2 separate regions of the Homo sapiens genome follow, and region 1 is linked to region 2. A link is a loop called in an ENCODE intact Hi-C map of the cell type or tissue named here. Cell type or tissue: HCT116. All regions are shown on one strand.

What was found. Peaks named below come from ENCODE experiments on the same cell type or tissue, not always from the same donor. Only the 100,000 strongest peaks of a DNase experiment are listed, where the experiment ranks them.
Region 1: a loop joins it to region 2, with 4 times the contacts of the local background. A loop is called at or near these places in 2 of 110 quality-filtered maps.

The regions. Positions count from the first base shown.
Region 1 is chr6:146,910,541-146,918,540 of GRCh38, reverse strand. All of the region lies in intron 7 of STXBP5-AS1 (STXBP5 antisense RNA 1), which reads left to right. Among named protein-coding and RNA genes, the nearest start is that of LUADT1, 240 kb to the left of the region's middle. In HCT116, no CTCF peak of the experiment used is centred here; DNase peaks (open chromatin) are centred at 3,590 and 4,420; H3K4me3 peaks cover 2,485 bases; H3K27ac peaks cover 2,823 bases.
Region 2 is chr6:148,162,901-148,170,900 of GRCh38, reverse strand. No RefSeq gene overlaps it. Among named protein-coding and RNA genes, the nearest start is that of SASH1, 180 kb to the left of the region's middle. In HCT116, CTCF peaks have their summits at 4,155 and 4,354 (motif pointing right); a DNase peak (open chromatin) is centred at 4,340.

The sequences.
Region 1 (8,000 bases), 1.3 Mb after region 2:
AAACTGAGATTTGGATGCAGGCCTTAGGTTCTCAGTCTCACATGCCTTCCAGTTTTTCTGGTGTCCTGGATGGTACAGTAATCTAGTAGTGGCTACTAGTACAGATTCACCTGAAGATTTAAGTTTTACTATGAATTCCTTCAAATAGTATGAAGGTATTTAGAGTGTACAGGGCCCATTCAGTGTGTTTATGTTTTCTAAGGCTTAACCAATCCATTTTTCTTCAAAGCCTAAATTTCAGCCTACTAATAAGTTATAGTAACCAAAATTATTAATAATTATAACTAATTGCTGACATCTAGAAAGTGTCACCTGAAAGGCATGAGTGCTTTATCTCCAACAAACATAGAGTCATTCAAGGGCAAACTAACAATGACTCTGGTATTTTTGAATGCCCTCAGAAGAGTTCAGGGCATCCTTATTCTGAAGGATGTTTCTCCGACATAAGTAAATGGCTAACTCAACAAGAGGGTATATTCTACTTTAGCTGGTAAAATGCAACTGCTTGGAATATTGTAGGCACTCAGCAGTACCTGGATGTTGACAGCATTAATGAATAGATGATAAAGCATCCTGATCCATTGAAATCACTTCCTGTAACGTTCTTAGAGGTTTTTATTTTCTGATGAAGAAATTTGCTACAGTTTAAATCTGATCAGAAGTCAGTACATTAATGAAGCTGTGTGTATGCATATGTACAGAGTAAGTCAGTTAAGTAAATGGAAGATGTCAGTCATTCATATTTTTGTGAGAATATTGGTTACATGTAAAATTGTGGGAGGCAGAAGTTGAAAATGAACTATCAAAACATACGAAAACCTAAATAATGTGAGAAAAATTATCTAGAAATTCCTTTACTTAAAATAGGATAATAAAGAAGCCAAAAAAAAAAAAAAAAGGCTGGGCGTGGTGGTGCGTGCCTGTAATCCCAGCTACTCGGAAGGCTGAGGCAGGAGAATCACTTGAACCTGGGAGATGGAGGTTGCAGTGAGCCAAGATTGCACCACTGTACTCCAGCCTGGGCAGCAGAGAGAGACTCCATCTCAAAAAAAAAAAAAAAACAAAACAAAAAAACAAAAAAAGAAAAACATTCATTGATGTGAAAATACACAAAACGAGGTTGCAACGTTGTTGTTGTTGTTTTTCCCCAGCCCAGTACGTTTATGAGTCAGACACATTCTGCTGATAACATTGACTAACACGCGTGAAGGGGGTTGGGGAGGGGAGGGTAATGGGAGATCTGCTTGAACAGGTTGCTCAGGTAATCCTGATGTGCTTCTCTTCCCTGACTCCTCCCATTGAGAATTACTTGTCTATATTTCACTGTACTCAAAAGTATAGATGCACTAATGGAAAATTTTGCCTGTGATAACCTGTTATAATTTTATAACAAAGATGTTAGTTAATTGACATCCGCCTGAAATACTTGAGTGTGATATGTGCATAAATTACACTCTCATCTTTATTAGTTGGAAATGATGTAAATAACATACAGGATTAAAGCCTACCTGGAACTGAATCCCAACCTTGAGGAAGTAACAGAACTTCCTTGGTTCTCAGTGTCTAGAGCAATGGGGATAGTGCCACATCTCATATAATTCTTAAGGACATTCAGTGAGAAAACAGATAAAGAGTTCCTGCTATTATATCTGGCAGATAGTACTTGCTCTTTGCCTCATCTCGGTCAGTCATCCATAGTTAAACTTGAGTAACTCTTATTGAGCAAGCTGTTTTATTTGTTACATTTCTGCAGTTGGTTTTCCTTTTAAAATCTGGACTGGGGCTGTGGATTCCTGAACAGAGCTGGACCACAGCTCTAGTGTGGTACTCTGATAGGAACAAGAGCCTTTTGGGAACAATACATTCACTGAAGGTGGACACAGATGGTCACAGGTGAACATTGTGGGCGGCAAGGTCAGAGAGGTCAATGCTTCCAGGACAAAGCTAGGGGCCTATCCTGTGCTCTCTTACTGCCATCTCTTCCACGTTTTTCTAATCTTCACCTTTATCATTTTTTTTATTTTCACATATTCTAACAAAAATGCTCTCAATCCATGATAATTTTCTTGGCTTTTTTTTTTTTTGCATATGAGAAACATGCTGCTATTCTGACCATTTTTGTGCTAATCATTGATTGCTGCTCACCCACTTGAGATATGGTTAAATAGTTACCATGGACTGAATTAGCCCTTTCTGTTTATTGTTGAGGAAGAACAGATAATTTCATTCCTTTGCTATCTCAGTCATTTACTATTTAAGGTCGACTTTTCAGAATTTTGTTCAAAATGGTTACTTTGAGTCAAATACTACTTTTTCAGTGGAACTGCTTCTTGGTTCTTCACTGGAACCCACATCTACTCTTCCATCTTCAAATAACAGGAAAATGGAAATTTGTTCCTGTTGCATTCTTCACCCTCAGAATTCATCTGTTGTGCTGGGTCATCCAATTTTCTATTCTTCCCTTCCCCAAAAGAAGTGGCATAATCCAGTGGATGTCTAACTTAACACACAAAGGCAGAGAAAAATGGGTTCTAGTTTATTCCTTGGTTGTTGGGAGGTGGAGGAGTTTGACTTACTCCATGACTCACTTTTCTCATCTGTGTAATGAGGATAGTCATTCTAACATAACTTCCTCCATTTCAACTTCCTGCCTGGACACTTTTGTTGGAGCCTGAATGCAAGAGCCATTCTCACTGGGATGCCACAGCTCTGGAGACTTCTTATAGATGTTGTTTGGAACACTCCAGGCTTGGAGATGGGCCTTTAGACACTGCCTGTAGTACTGCTTAGCAACAGCTCTACAGACATAAAGAGATTGCAGTGGCTGCTCCTTCCTGGCTCCACCATTCAGCAAGAGCTCCACAGGTAATCTGATGACCATGATTGTAGCAATAAGGCTCTATGGCTTAGAGTCTTGGCTCTGGAGCACTTTAAAAGATAGAGTCAGAATTTAGTTGTTTGGGCTCAAATAAAATTTGACTTTCCAGAGTACTGAAAATAAAAGAAAATGTTTATTTCTAGTATTTTTATTGTAAAGTGGTAAAAACTGTCTCAAGATAGTTGTAGGTGCTGAAGTGATCAAGGAAGTAACTAGTTATAAGCAGATTATAAAAAACTAAACCTATGGTAGCCAACCTTTGATTCTCTGTATCTCAAAGTGACCTCTCTCTGAGGACATTAATTTGAATCTTCCTCTGGTGTGATGAAAAAAGAAATTCTTATTTTCATTTTGCTTTGTAAGGAATTTCTTTACCCTTTCCTATGCTTATCAGCATATCGTTTTCAAAATCAGCTTAGCAGACCGACTGTGACCTTCCAATTGAAATGAAACATCTTCCTTTTTATCAACCGAAGGTTGTGGCTTTTGGCATGAAATTACCCAGATGGATTTATTAATTTTAGCCTCTTAACACAGACTCACTCAGACTCACCTAACTGATGAGTTTCCAGATAATAAAGAAAAAGACCATTTTAGAATAAAAATAACAACTCAGAGTCTGAACTGAATTTGCCTGGAGAATTTTCATTGGTTCATACCGGATGACTCACTTTACAGTAAATTCCAAGTCTGTGGCCAGAAAATTTGTGAGTCTGAGTCAGATAGACAAGAACCTTAATAAAACAGGAGCCAATGGCCCTGGCATTCCGCTCAGCAGTGCCTTGAAAACACAGGCACTAATAAACTGCTTTGTGAATTGTCTTTCTGGGAATATCTGTATGTTGCAGAAGGCTCGTTCTCCCTGCAGAAGCCTCTATGCTCTCCTGTGAGAGGGCTGGGAAGCAGGACTTGCTGTGCTCTTGTTCTTTAATCACTTGTGAGGCAACACAGGGTAATATTATTGTATCATCTGGCCAGCTGACAGGAAGAGATTAAAAATTATTTCAACAGCAATACATTGAAACTCCAAAGTAGTCCAGGGCATTGCGGTGACCTTCAACGAACCCTTGCTATATGACTCAGAAGCAAGATGCAGCCAAGTTGGGGCCAAGATGGATTTTGAGAAAAGGCAAATTCTGACTTTTCTGCCTCACTGGATTCAGCATCTCCTGCTTACCCAGAGCTGTCTGAAACAGCACGAGAAACTAGCGGAGTCTCATAAAGTGTGTTACTAAAAAAGCTTAGAGGACATTTATTTTAAATGAGAAGAATTACTGCTCATGGTGGTTTAAAATCCTAATGGTCACTGTGGGTCTCCTCTGAATACCAAATCTCCTTGTTGAGCACTTGCTGTGTGCTTCTCGACAAAAATGGAAACCCGAGTCAAAAGGATAGCCTTGAAGTCTCTTTCCTCCTTTGTCCCCTCCACGTGGCAGAGCGTATTTTTGTAGTTTGAGATCAAGTCTGCCAGCTTGCATTAGCATATCATCCGCCTGGTTACCAAGAAAATGTGCCTGAAGAAGAAAAACAAGAGCGTGTTCGCGGTCATTAGGCTCACATCATGAGCATGAATCAGCAGTTTGGAATTTGCGAGGCTGGGGCTGAAGTAGGCTGGGGAGCCAGCAGAGCCAGCAGAGTGGGCAGGAGAACTCCAGGCTGCCTGACTGCCCCTTGCCTCCTCCTCAAGTGCAGCGCAGCCACCCCTGGTTAAGGAAAAGGCTGAGAGACCCATGACGCAAGGATGTCCTAATCCCTGCATGTCTGCGTTTTCCTGACTTCTTTAACAAATGTTGACCATCTGTAAAGGCAAAAAACGCCTTTGATAGTAGTTATATATGAATCTTTGTATTTGAAAGAAACAGAAATTAATGCAAAAAAATTAATTTACTCTGATTTGCTTTGGACATTTTCTATCATTGGTGTTTGAAAGCAATACTAGTATGCAGATACTAGTGTGGCTGATTTATGCCATGCACAATAAATATACAAGAGATGAAAGATAATTTTAAACTCCTGTAATGCTAGCAGTAATGTAGATAATTGACAATCTGTCTTTTCGCTCCTACACCTCGTGTGCATAAAACAATGCCCACCTTGCAATAAACACTCAGGAAATGATTAATAAATTAAGTCTGTCTTTTGTCTTTCCTACATCCTTGTGTTACAACATCTCTCTGTGTGTTTGTTCCACAAAATGTCTAAATGAAGTCATAGCTGCATTTTTAAAGCACCGTGTTGCTTTGCATGTACCTTTTCATTATCTTACTAAGCTCTCACAAAACACCCTTTAAATCTTCACTTATCAGATGAGAAAACTAAGGCACAGGCAGGTCAAGTGACTTACCCAGAGTGAGGGGAGTTACTTGACGGTAGAGGCAGGACTTTAACCCAGATCTCCTGGCTTTTCAGGGCTTTCATGCTCTCCCACAATGAACAAGGCTGTATCAGTCAAAAACTCTCTCCTAGTTATCGTGACTTTGGGTGAAGACTTTGGGCTACGGTGTTGCATCTCACAGGAAGTCTGTGATCAGGGGCAATTGATCATTTGACCCTATTGTCAGTCATGAACCCTGCAGAAAGCTTTGTTTTATCAGACAGCTGTCTAAAGAAGCAGAAGGTTTAGAGCAGTTGCCTTCAGAAGCAGCACTTCCAGGAGACAGGGAGGGCTGGAGCAGAGACAGGGTGGTGTTCAGGATTGGGCACCAGGAACGTGTAGATGCAGAACCCCCAGGTGTTCACAAGAAGGGCAGCCAGGAAGGGACATGGGCAATGCTTGGGCCAGACCACACTTCCTTCTCTGTTCTGCCTGTGTCATCTTCTCTTCCTAATCTGTGTGGGTTGCCATCATTCCATGGCTCTCCTGGGTGATTCTCTAGGGCCCATGACTTAATGCTGATGGGATTAATTTTAATGGCTCTACACAAAGTCAGAATGCTCTTTTAATAATATACTATTGATTTTCTCCATGCATTGGGTGTAAGCTTATTTCTGCATGGGATTCTGTGGAGCAATAGGAGTTTACATTTATATTCAAATCTGGCAGCCATACGTCAGGCCTCCTCTCAGGATGAGCACAGACCACTGTGGTGCACCACTATGAATCTGTATAATGAAAACTGCCTTTGCTACTTTCCTTTTTCATTTTAGGAAAAGGAAATACATTTTGTATACATCAATGAAATTATTAGAATACCCTCTGATACAGAGCTCAGCTCTCTTGGGAAACCAGACCTCTTATGGGTGAAGAGAGAAATAAAATATTAGGAAGCTAAATCATATGTATCTTTATCTTGGCTCTTAGCAGCAAGGCAACTTTATAAAATGTGATTATGAATTATTGAAATTTTTCTTAAAGACAGAAAACTATAAATAAAAGTCATCCAAAGGAAAAACATTGCCATGATTTATGTGCATTCTTTAAATAATTCACCAAGAGGAAATTAGAAATATTTGTTTATATGCTTGTTTGTTTATGAGATGTTTCTGTCAAAAAGAATTTAATAGGAAATCTGTTTTCACTCAAGTCCAAATTGAAATTTCAGAAATGGGCTACCCCAATGCAGAATTCATCATCATAAATGTTAAGGATTTGGGGACCGTGAAGGCACCCTCTTATCAAAACTTGTGGGCACATATGTGTGGCTGGGTGTGCCGGGTGGGGCAGCAACATGATGTCAGGTTGTGTCCTTGCTCTTCTTATTCTTTAGAGCTCTTCTCCCTCAGGATACTCCAGCTAAGAAAGTATGGACGCTTCCCCTAGTTTAGAATGCACTTCAGATGGATTCCAAGCTAGAACAAGGTCTATCTGGAGGTGAAGTCATGTGACATGAACTAATGGCTAGATTTCTACTGAGGAAGCTTGGGGTCCTTGTCTATAAGGTAAAACTATCAATATTATCAACCTCTTATGATTAGTGAGGATAGAATGACATCATGACTATGAACATCTTTTATGAAGTAGAATGTTGGGCTGAGGTCAGCTGTCTTTTCTGTCTAGAGGATGAAGAGATCCTCCTAGCTTGGCGGAATACTCTGCTCTGATGGAAGTACCATCCTGGTCCAAACATGAAAGAATTCCCAACATCAAGATTGATTGAAACATATTCAATGGGTATGTGTGATCTTCACATATGTATCTATTGGAAGTATAACAAAATTCTTCCATTTGTGTGGTGGTGAATGTAAAATTTGTATAGCGGTGAATGTAAAATCAGAATGCAAAACCAGAAAATCAGAACCTGGGCTACTCTCCACTGTCCTCCACAAATTAGCTCTGTAAACTTGGGTAAGTCACTATACCTTTAGGCCTTATTTTTATTATTTGTAAAGCATAGGATTTGGATTAGGACATATGACAAGTATTAAAACTATGATACTAAAAGAAGTATAATGAGTAGATCTTTTAAAATGGTAGCTCCTTTAATATAGTTTAAGCCTTGATAAGAATCAGGGGAAAATAGTTCAACTCAGCTTCAGCTTCTCAAAAATCATGATTTCCACATAAGAAAGATGACCCTCCAGGGGAGAGGGAAAAGCAGAGAGGGACATGGCACCCTGCTGTGCAAGCCACAGGGAGGACACACATTTTGTCTGAGAAGACACATGTTTTTATTCAAACGGGACTCTACACCTGTGAGGAACTTACTGTGGTGAAGGTAACGTGCTCTATCCCTGAGAATCAACTTAAAAAAAGGATCCCTGAGAATCCTTGAAAAGGAACAGAACTCCTAATCAGGAAACACTGCATAGAATTTAAACATTAGAAATGAAAGTGTGTGCTAAGAATGAAACAACAACAATGACATGGGCCTTTTTTCTTACCATTCTGTTGCCTGAATTCAACATCTTCCTTTGGAAGTGATTCTTGTCTCCTGTAGCTAAACCGGTGTCTAGAATCAGGGATGGGAAGCAGTAGGCAGGGATGTGTGGACACACAGAGACATGGAGGTGCAGGAGGAGCAGTTATTAACAAACACTCCAGTCACAAGACAGGCTTGAAGACAAAGCCTTTGAGACAAAGACTTAAAGTCTAAAGGAGCACTGGTAGTATTCATCTTGTACAGGGAAGCAGCTGTCCACAGAGAACTCCACACCCATTTTGCCTTCACTCCTTGCATAATGG
Region 2 (8,000 bases):
ACACACACCGGGGTCTGTTGTGGAGTGGGGGCAAGGGAAGGAGAGCATTAGGACAAATGCCTAATGCACGTGGAGCTTAAAACCTAGACGACGGGTTGATGGGTGCAGCAAACCACCACCACGGCACGTGTATACCTATGTAACAAACCTGCACATTCTGCACATGTATCCCAGAACTTAAAGTAAAAAAAAAAAAAAAAAAAAAAGTCTTTCCCTAAGTTAATGTTTACCAAGCCCTCACTATGAGGCAGGCACTGTGTTAGTTACTTTCCCTATAGGGTTTCAGTACATGATGATAACACAGTTGTGACAGGGTGGCAAATAGTATTGGCCTTCTGATAGATGAAGACAGGTTTGGGACAGGAGTGACATATCTGGGTGGGTCAGTAGGTCTGTCTGATTCCAAAGTTTCTGTGCTTATCAGTAGCAATATGCAGCTTTTAAAGAAGGGGCTGAAAGATAGCTAACAAAACACCTCTAGACAGTTCCAATTAGGGTTATATGTTTTTAAAGCACTCCCCAAAGGAACAGATTGTGTTTGATGATTCTAGCAGGAAAATGAGGCGATGATCTTGCTAACAGATCAATGTGTGGGGTCATCAAAGTTTATTGTGGATCATGTTTTTTTTTTTTATGAAATGAAAGCCTAAAATAGACCTTGTCAAGAGTAAGTTTCAACACCTTTAAGTACAAAAAGCTTCACTTTGCTGTCATTTGAACTTCTCAATTTCATATTTAACAGGACAGAAACAATCAGAGATGGTTCTGAGTGTGGAAATCTGGCCAATAAAGACAGTTTGTGAGGAGGCCAGGCTGGCTGTTTCTCCAAAGTTTCTAGAGCGGTCATGCCTATTAAATTGACTGCACGTGTGTTGCATAGCGTGCCTGTACTGCTCAGAAAGGTGACAATGACTGAGACAGCATTATATCTATCCCCTACATTTGTAGCAGACAGAGCCAGAGAAATCTTCACAGCAGGGGATGTTACCAGAACAATATAAAGGGAGCCTGAAGAATGACCACAGTGCTGCTGGTTTCCAGGCAATACTAGCAGCCGACACATCAGAGTTCAGCGCCTTAAAAGGAGCTACAATTGGTGTGTGCGAGCAAAACTGTCCTGGGATGAAAAGGTAGCGCCAATGAAAGCACTGAGCTTTGCAAACGGAGGCAATGGTTACCCCTCCCCTCCCCAAATTTACGTATAGACACACATACGCGTGCGCACACACACATAGAATTGAGATAATCTTCAATGGCATTGTCATGTGTTTAATATTTAGCTCCTCCATCTAGATCACTGTTGTTTGTCAAATCACCAATGTACAGAAGGCAGGAGGCAGCCTCCATGGCTTCTCATAAAACCTAACATGGAAGCATTCTCATGAAAATGTGTACTGATGAAGGCGATCAAGAAGATAAAATAGTAATGGATGTAGAAAAAGAACACTACCTATCTTGGCAAGAACCGCTCTGAGTTGAAAATAGGTTAGCACTGGCGGTGGGGTGAAATTAGGGAAGTAAAGGCAAAGCAGAAACCGGGAGGAATCGGAGCATCTATCTACCCATCCTTCCTGCAAGGAGTCTCCTGAGATGTTTCCGTAACAAGTTTGTCTATTCACAGTAGGAGGCATTTCAAACTGATCTGTTTGAGGATGCATTTAATTACTGTCATGTTGATAATGAAGCGTCTTCTCACCCTCCCACCTACAGACTTAATTGTATGTACACCCATCTTTTCTTGTAACCTCACTTCCAGATATCTTTCCTTCCATTCAAAGCTAATTTCAAATACTCCCCTGTTCCTCCCACTTCCTCTTAGAGCTTTCACCATTAATTATTCCCTTTCCTGTCCTGTACTTGGGGGGGAAAGGCTGTCACACAGAGATGCCCAGAAGAATCTGAACAAACAGGCCTTGCTCCGCTTCCCCCAGTTTGTTATCATTAGATCATACCCGTTTGTCCTCCAATCATACTTCTGCAGGACTGTCCATAAAAATACACAGATATCCTCATTTCTTTCGGTCTTTATTTTCGAAGTCTCCTGTGTCAGGTAAAAGTTAGGTTAAATAAATCTCTATGCTTTCCTCTTGTTAATTTGTGTTTTGTGATAGGGGTCTCAGCCATGAACTGTGATGAGTGAGAAAAAGATATTACTTTTTCTCCCTCCTAGCGCCACACTTCACATAGTCACCCAAGACAGAAACCAGAGCGTCATTGTCAACACTTTGCAATCAGAATCCATATTCAACCTGTCACTAAACCTTGCTATTTCTACCTCTTTAAGAGCTGAGTAGCTGTCTTCTCCATTTCCACTGCCTGCCTCAGGATATGACCATGGTAGCCAGGATTTATGGAAGACTTTCATAACAACTCTTTTTCTTTCTTTCTTTCTTTCTTTCTTTTTTTTTTTTTTGAGACAGAGTCTTACTCTGTTGCCCGGCTGGAGTACAGTGGCACAATCTTGGCTCACTGCAACCTCTGCCTCCTGGGTTCAAGTGATTCTCCTGCCTCAGTCTCCCAAGTAGCTGGGATTACAGATGGCCATCACCATGCCTGCCTAATTTTTTTATTTTTAGTAGAGACGGGGTTTCACCATGTTGGCCAGGCTGGTCTCAAACTCCTGACCTCAGGTGATCTGCCCGCCTCGGCCTCCCAAAGTGCTGGGATTACAGGCTTGAGCCACTGTGCCTGGCCGACTCTTCCTGATTCCAGTCTTGATCCCTTTGCATGTATCCTCTCCCTTCTTACATTTCTATTGCTCCCAAAGAAGTGAACTGAAACTCTGGCGAAGTCACTTACCATCAACGACCACTCTCCAGGAGCATAACAGTCAAGCTTCCTGACATGGAGCAAAGGTACTTTTAGCATGAGCCTTTCCCTGACCTCTTCAGGACAGCCACCCTTGATTTCCTCCCCATGCACCTTACATCTAGTACAGCAAGCTGCCGCCAACCCTGTGCACAGACCTCTGGCATTGCACCTACCAGGCCGTTCTGTTCCTGTCTTCTATTTGACTCCCCTCAGCCTGAGCAGATGCAGGTGAGTGATTCTGAACCTTCAGATCCTTATGTCTACAGAGAAACTGGTACCTAGTAAGTGGTCAATACATTTTGGCTCCGTGAATAAATAAGTGAATATTCGATTCTCTTCTGACTGCTGGGGATGGCCTTATCTGACAGCTAACGTCTAAACAAGTTTCCTAGAGTGATTAACACAAGCAGGCAAGGATGAAAGAAAGAAATGCAAAACACAGTGATCCTGAGGCCCAGAGAACCAAAACAGGGAAGGGCAGAGGGGTGGGGACACGGCAGGGAAAGTGCCTGCTACATGGGTCAGCTTTGCTCTACACACCTTGGTTGGTTCTCTTTGAGATCTAGTTTTATTCATATAAGAAATCATTTCTTTAAGTTCAGTGCCACATATGAGTTTCATTATAGGCCAGCAGAAAGCAATAAAGTACCCTGGAGACAAAGTAATAGCATGAAAACGTGTGGAGCTATGGTCCAGCTTTGTATTTGAATAAGGACTATATTTAACACAAAAAGAAAACCTCCCAGGACGGATGCGGTGGCTCATGCCTATAATTCCAGCACTTTGAGAGGCCGAGGCAGGCGGATCACTTGAGGTCAGGAGTTTGAGACAAACCTGACCAACATGGTAAAACCTGGTCTCTACTAAAAATACAAAAATTAGCCCGGTTCGGTGGCGCATGCCCGTAGTCCCAGTTACTCGGGAGGCTGAGTAATATTTTATTTTGTTAGCCCTATTTCATGCCCATTTCTTATGGATTAATTTAAATTCCAATATGCAAGTGGTAATAATATGGCCATTGGTAGTCCCTTCTGTGAATCACAGATTTTACAGTAACGTGGAGAAACAGGCATTTCTTCATCTTCGATGTCTACTTGTTTGGGAGCAATTTATCAAGGAGACTGTTGAACCATCAAGAGTAAATTGTGTACTTTGGGGTGCAAACTGCTAATTGCTAATGCATTAATTAAAAGATTTCTTGTGCTTTTTTGCTCCAGGAAGCAAAGCCTATACAAATGTACCCAGTCACCTTTTCCTGACCTGCCCCTGCTCCCACCCCTTCTTGGATATTCGGAATGAGAACACGAAGATAATTTGTATGCACATTTCTGACAACCATTTTAGGGTTCTGTAATGATAAAGAACAATTAACAAAGGCTTCCCTGGCATTGACTAACCACTTTCTGGGCAAATGGTTTAATTAACGAAGAGGCTGCTTCCTTTGGTTTAATCACACAGCATTTAAGTAGAGGCCGCTTAGGCAAATAAAAGGCTGTTATTTCTTTTGGGTATTTTGCTAATGTCTGTCTGTCCACAAGATGGCAGTAAACGTTTGATGAGTTTCTATGATAACTTTAGTCTTTTGTGTGTAAATGTGTGTGTATGGAAGGGGTGGGGGTGAGACTTCCTTTAGAAGAAAAATTTTATTTATTTGATGTTTTACATTGTTTTACACTTTATGTCAAATACGTCTACTAGTATATAATTAATTTAAAATATCTTCAAGTGGGTGACAGTTACACTGTTTATCCTAACAGTTCAGCTGTGTATCCTAACAAAAATAATATCGTCTCCATCTCAACTGCATCTAACAAAAAGGATGAACAAAAAGTTAACATTTGATTATGAGAAATTAGAGAGTTCTAACTTTACTGGCTAATAACTTGGAAATATATGAACAAACTGGTTCATTTCTGAATCCTAGGTGAGTGGGTGCTATAAGCAAGAGTTGTGGGTACTATATGCAAAAGTGAAACACACTAGGATCTTCTCTGTAAGAAGCTTTAGACCTACAGAGACTATCCAAGTGAGTGTGTTCACAAAATTGTTATACAAGCTAATGGGTGACATAAGGGAGATATGAATGAGAAACTGTGTCACTAATAGTAGAGGAGAGATGATTTTTAATTGGTGGGAACCAGGAAGGCATTCTTGGAAAGTGGGGCACTCAATATTTGCTCTCACCTAGGAGTGGGACCCAGACTTGTGAGTTGCCTGCACATAGGTGTGAGAGTAAAAGCTCACCTGGACAGGTGAAGAATACCTGGGGATGAATAGGTCAGTTGACTTGGTTGCAAAGTGTATCTAAAGGGTAGGATTGGGAAGAGTGAGCTTGATGGTTGAATGTGAGTTTTAGAAGTTTGGATTTTTTTCTGGAGGCAATGGAGGATCACTAAAGGTTTTGAGCTGAGAAGGAGCCTAGTGGCAGTGGCTCAGAAAGAACAGCCTGGAATCTCTGCAGGATGTATTGAGGTGGAGAGACACTGGCTGTGTGATAGTGTGTATAGGTCTAGAGAAAGGTGGTGTTATGGTCATATTCAAGCTACAGTCCTGAAGCAACGACCATTAACTTCATTTCTTTAGGTGATTTTCCTCATTCGAAAGCAAAGGCTTGGACGAGGTGGTTCTTTTCAGCTCTAAAAATTACAGGCCTGGCTAGGATAATAGCAGGGGTATGGAGACAGGTGAATGGATGCAGGAGAGATTAGCAAGGCAGGCAGAGAAGCACCTGGTCTCTGACTGGAAAGGGAATGGAGGGACATTGGAATGGAAGCTTGGCAGGAAGCAGAGAAGAGAGATAAAGGCAGAAGAACATTTTATGCAAAAGAACATTATATGCCTAGAGTCACAGTGGGATTGTAAGTAGAGAATGGCAACGCCAGCTATGTGAAGAATATTTTCAGATTTGAACACTGGCATTATTTGTAACAGTTAAATCATAGACAAAAGAATTGTTTAAATGTATCTGAAAGATTTGGGTAAATTATCTGAAGAGGTAGCCGAATACTGTCATGGAGGTTTCCATTCCTTTCTTCTTGATACATGTAGTATTCAGCACACATAACATTGCCAGAGAAGGCAGAAAGGCTCTTAAATGCAGTATTGGAATGGACACAAAACAGGCAGGTCTTTGTATACAAAGATGGCTACTATGGGCCTCATAGGAGCTGGGCTCCCAGCTGCTTTCCTGCTGGTGGTGACCTATGAGGCCCAGGCCACCACGTGTGCTCCCAGAGCCACAGCCACCGGGAGTGTGGAGGTAGCACAGGCTTCATGAGTCATCATTGAAGACCCAGTTCTCAGTCCCAATGTTATCTCAGCAACGAAAGCAACCCAGTGGTGGGGGTTTCTCTCCACCCACTTCTGACTAGATCGTTGTGCATAAAGGAAAAATGTGAAGTGAACAAATAGTTATTGGGGAGTGGATTCAAAAGTGCAATTTCCAGAGCAGTCACAGGGTAAGATCAGGCAGTTTCAGGCTAATCTCCAGGACCACAACACTGGATGATGACAGCTGATGCCCAGAGAGGGGTGACTATGGTTGGAGGGTGGACCCTGATGTGCCTTCAGATTGCCAGAGATTAAAGTCTTTGTGATACTGCTCAGTGTTCTGCATTGAACGTGGACATTTTCATTTCATGTGCTGAATGTAGTGAATTCATTTCTAGAATGTTCAGTTTATCAGCATATCACATCCTCAACCTTTCTGCATCAACAGGCATTTGCCATATAATGAACATATATGTGTATTTGTTAAGACAGGAATTTATGCCCTTTAATACAGGAAGCTAAAACATTCCTAAGTAGGTTAATTTTACAGTAAAATCTCTGGCCATCTTCACTTCCATGTTTGTATTTGGAACTGCGTATAAATCTGCATTTGGTCTCCAAACTTTCTAACATCTAAAATCCTTTTCCTGAGAGTCTGAAGTGATTCAAACATCAGGGATTGGAGAAAAGTAGGGAGTTTGAAGACAAATATAAAAGGTAAGATCACAGCTTTGGGAAACCACGAGTAACTTCAATTTTCTAATAACAAAAATATTAACTATTCTTTTACTACAAACATTATAGAAGTACTATACAACTCTTTCTTCTTCTTCTTCTTCTTTTTTTTTTTTTTTTTTTGCCAAATCCAGTTTTCTTTCTTATTTTAAAAATACTAACGTAATGGTTAAAAGCAATATTTTCTACAATGTGCTGAGAAGTTAGTAGAAGATATGGCTATGAGGTTACTGAAGGTATAGGACATAAGAAAAAGAAATTCCCCAAGGAAGCAAGGACTAAAAGTGATATGGTTTGTCTGTGTCCTCACCCAAATCTCATCTTGAATTGTAATTCCCATTGTCCCCATGTGTCATGGGAGGGACCTGGTGGGAGGTAATTGAATCAATGGGGCAGTTACCTCCATGCTGTTCTCGTGGTAGTGAGTGAGTTCTAATGAGATCTGATGGTTTTATGAGGGCCTTTCTCCCCTTTTGCTCACTATTCTCCTTGCTGCCACCATGTAAAGAAAGACATGTTTTATCAGAGACTAGGATTGCAACCCCTGCCTTTTTGTGTTTTCCATTTGCTTGGTAGATCTTCCTCCATCCTTTTATTTTGAGCCTATGTGTGTCTCTGCACGTGAGATGGGTTTCCTGAATACAGCACACTGATGGGTCTTGACTCTTTATCCAATTTGCCAGTCTGTGTCTTTTAATTGGAGCATTTAGTCCATTTACATTTAAAGTTAATATTGCTATGTGTGAATTTGATCCTGTCACTATGATGTTAGCTGGTTATTTTGCTCGTCAGTTGATGCAGTTTCTTCCTAGTCTCGATGGTCTTTACATTTTGGCATGATTTCGCAGTGGCTGGTACCGGTTGTGCCTTTCCATGTTTAGTGCTTCCTTCAGGAGCTCAACAAAGATCAAAAGAGCAAAGAAGGCCATTACATAATGGTAAAGGGATCAATTCAACAAGAAGAGCTAACTATCCTAAATATATATGCACCCAATACAGGAGCACCCAGATTCATAAAGCAAGTCCTGAGTGACCTACAAAGAGACTTAGACTCCCACACAATAATAATGGGAGACTTTAACACCCCACTGTCAACATTAGACAGATCAACGAGACAGAAAGTTAACAAGGATACCCAGGAATTGAACTCAGCTCTGCACCAAGCGGACCTAATAGACATCTAC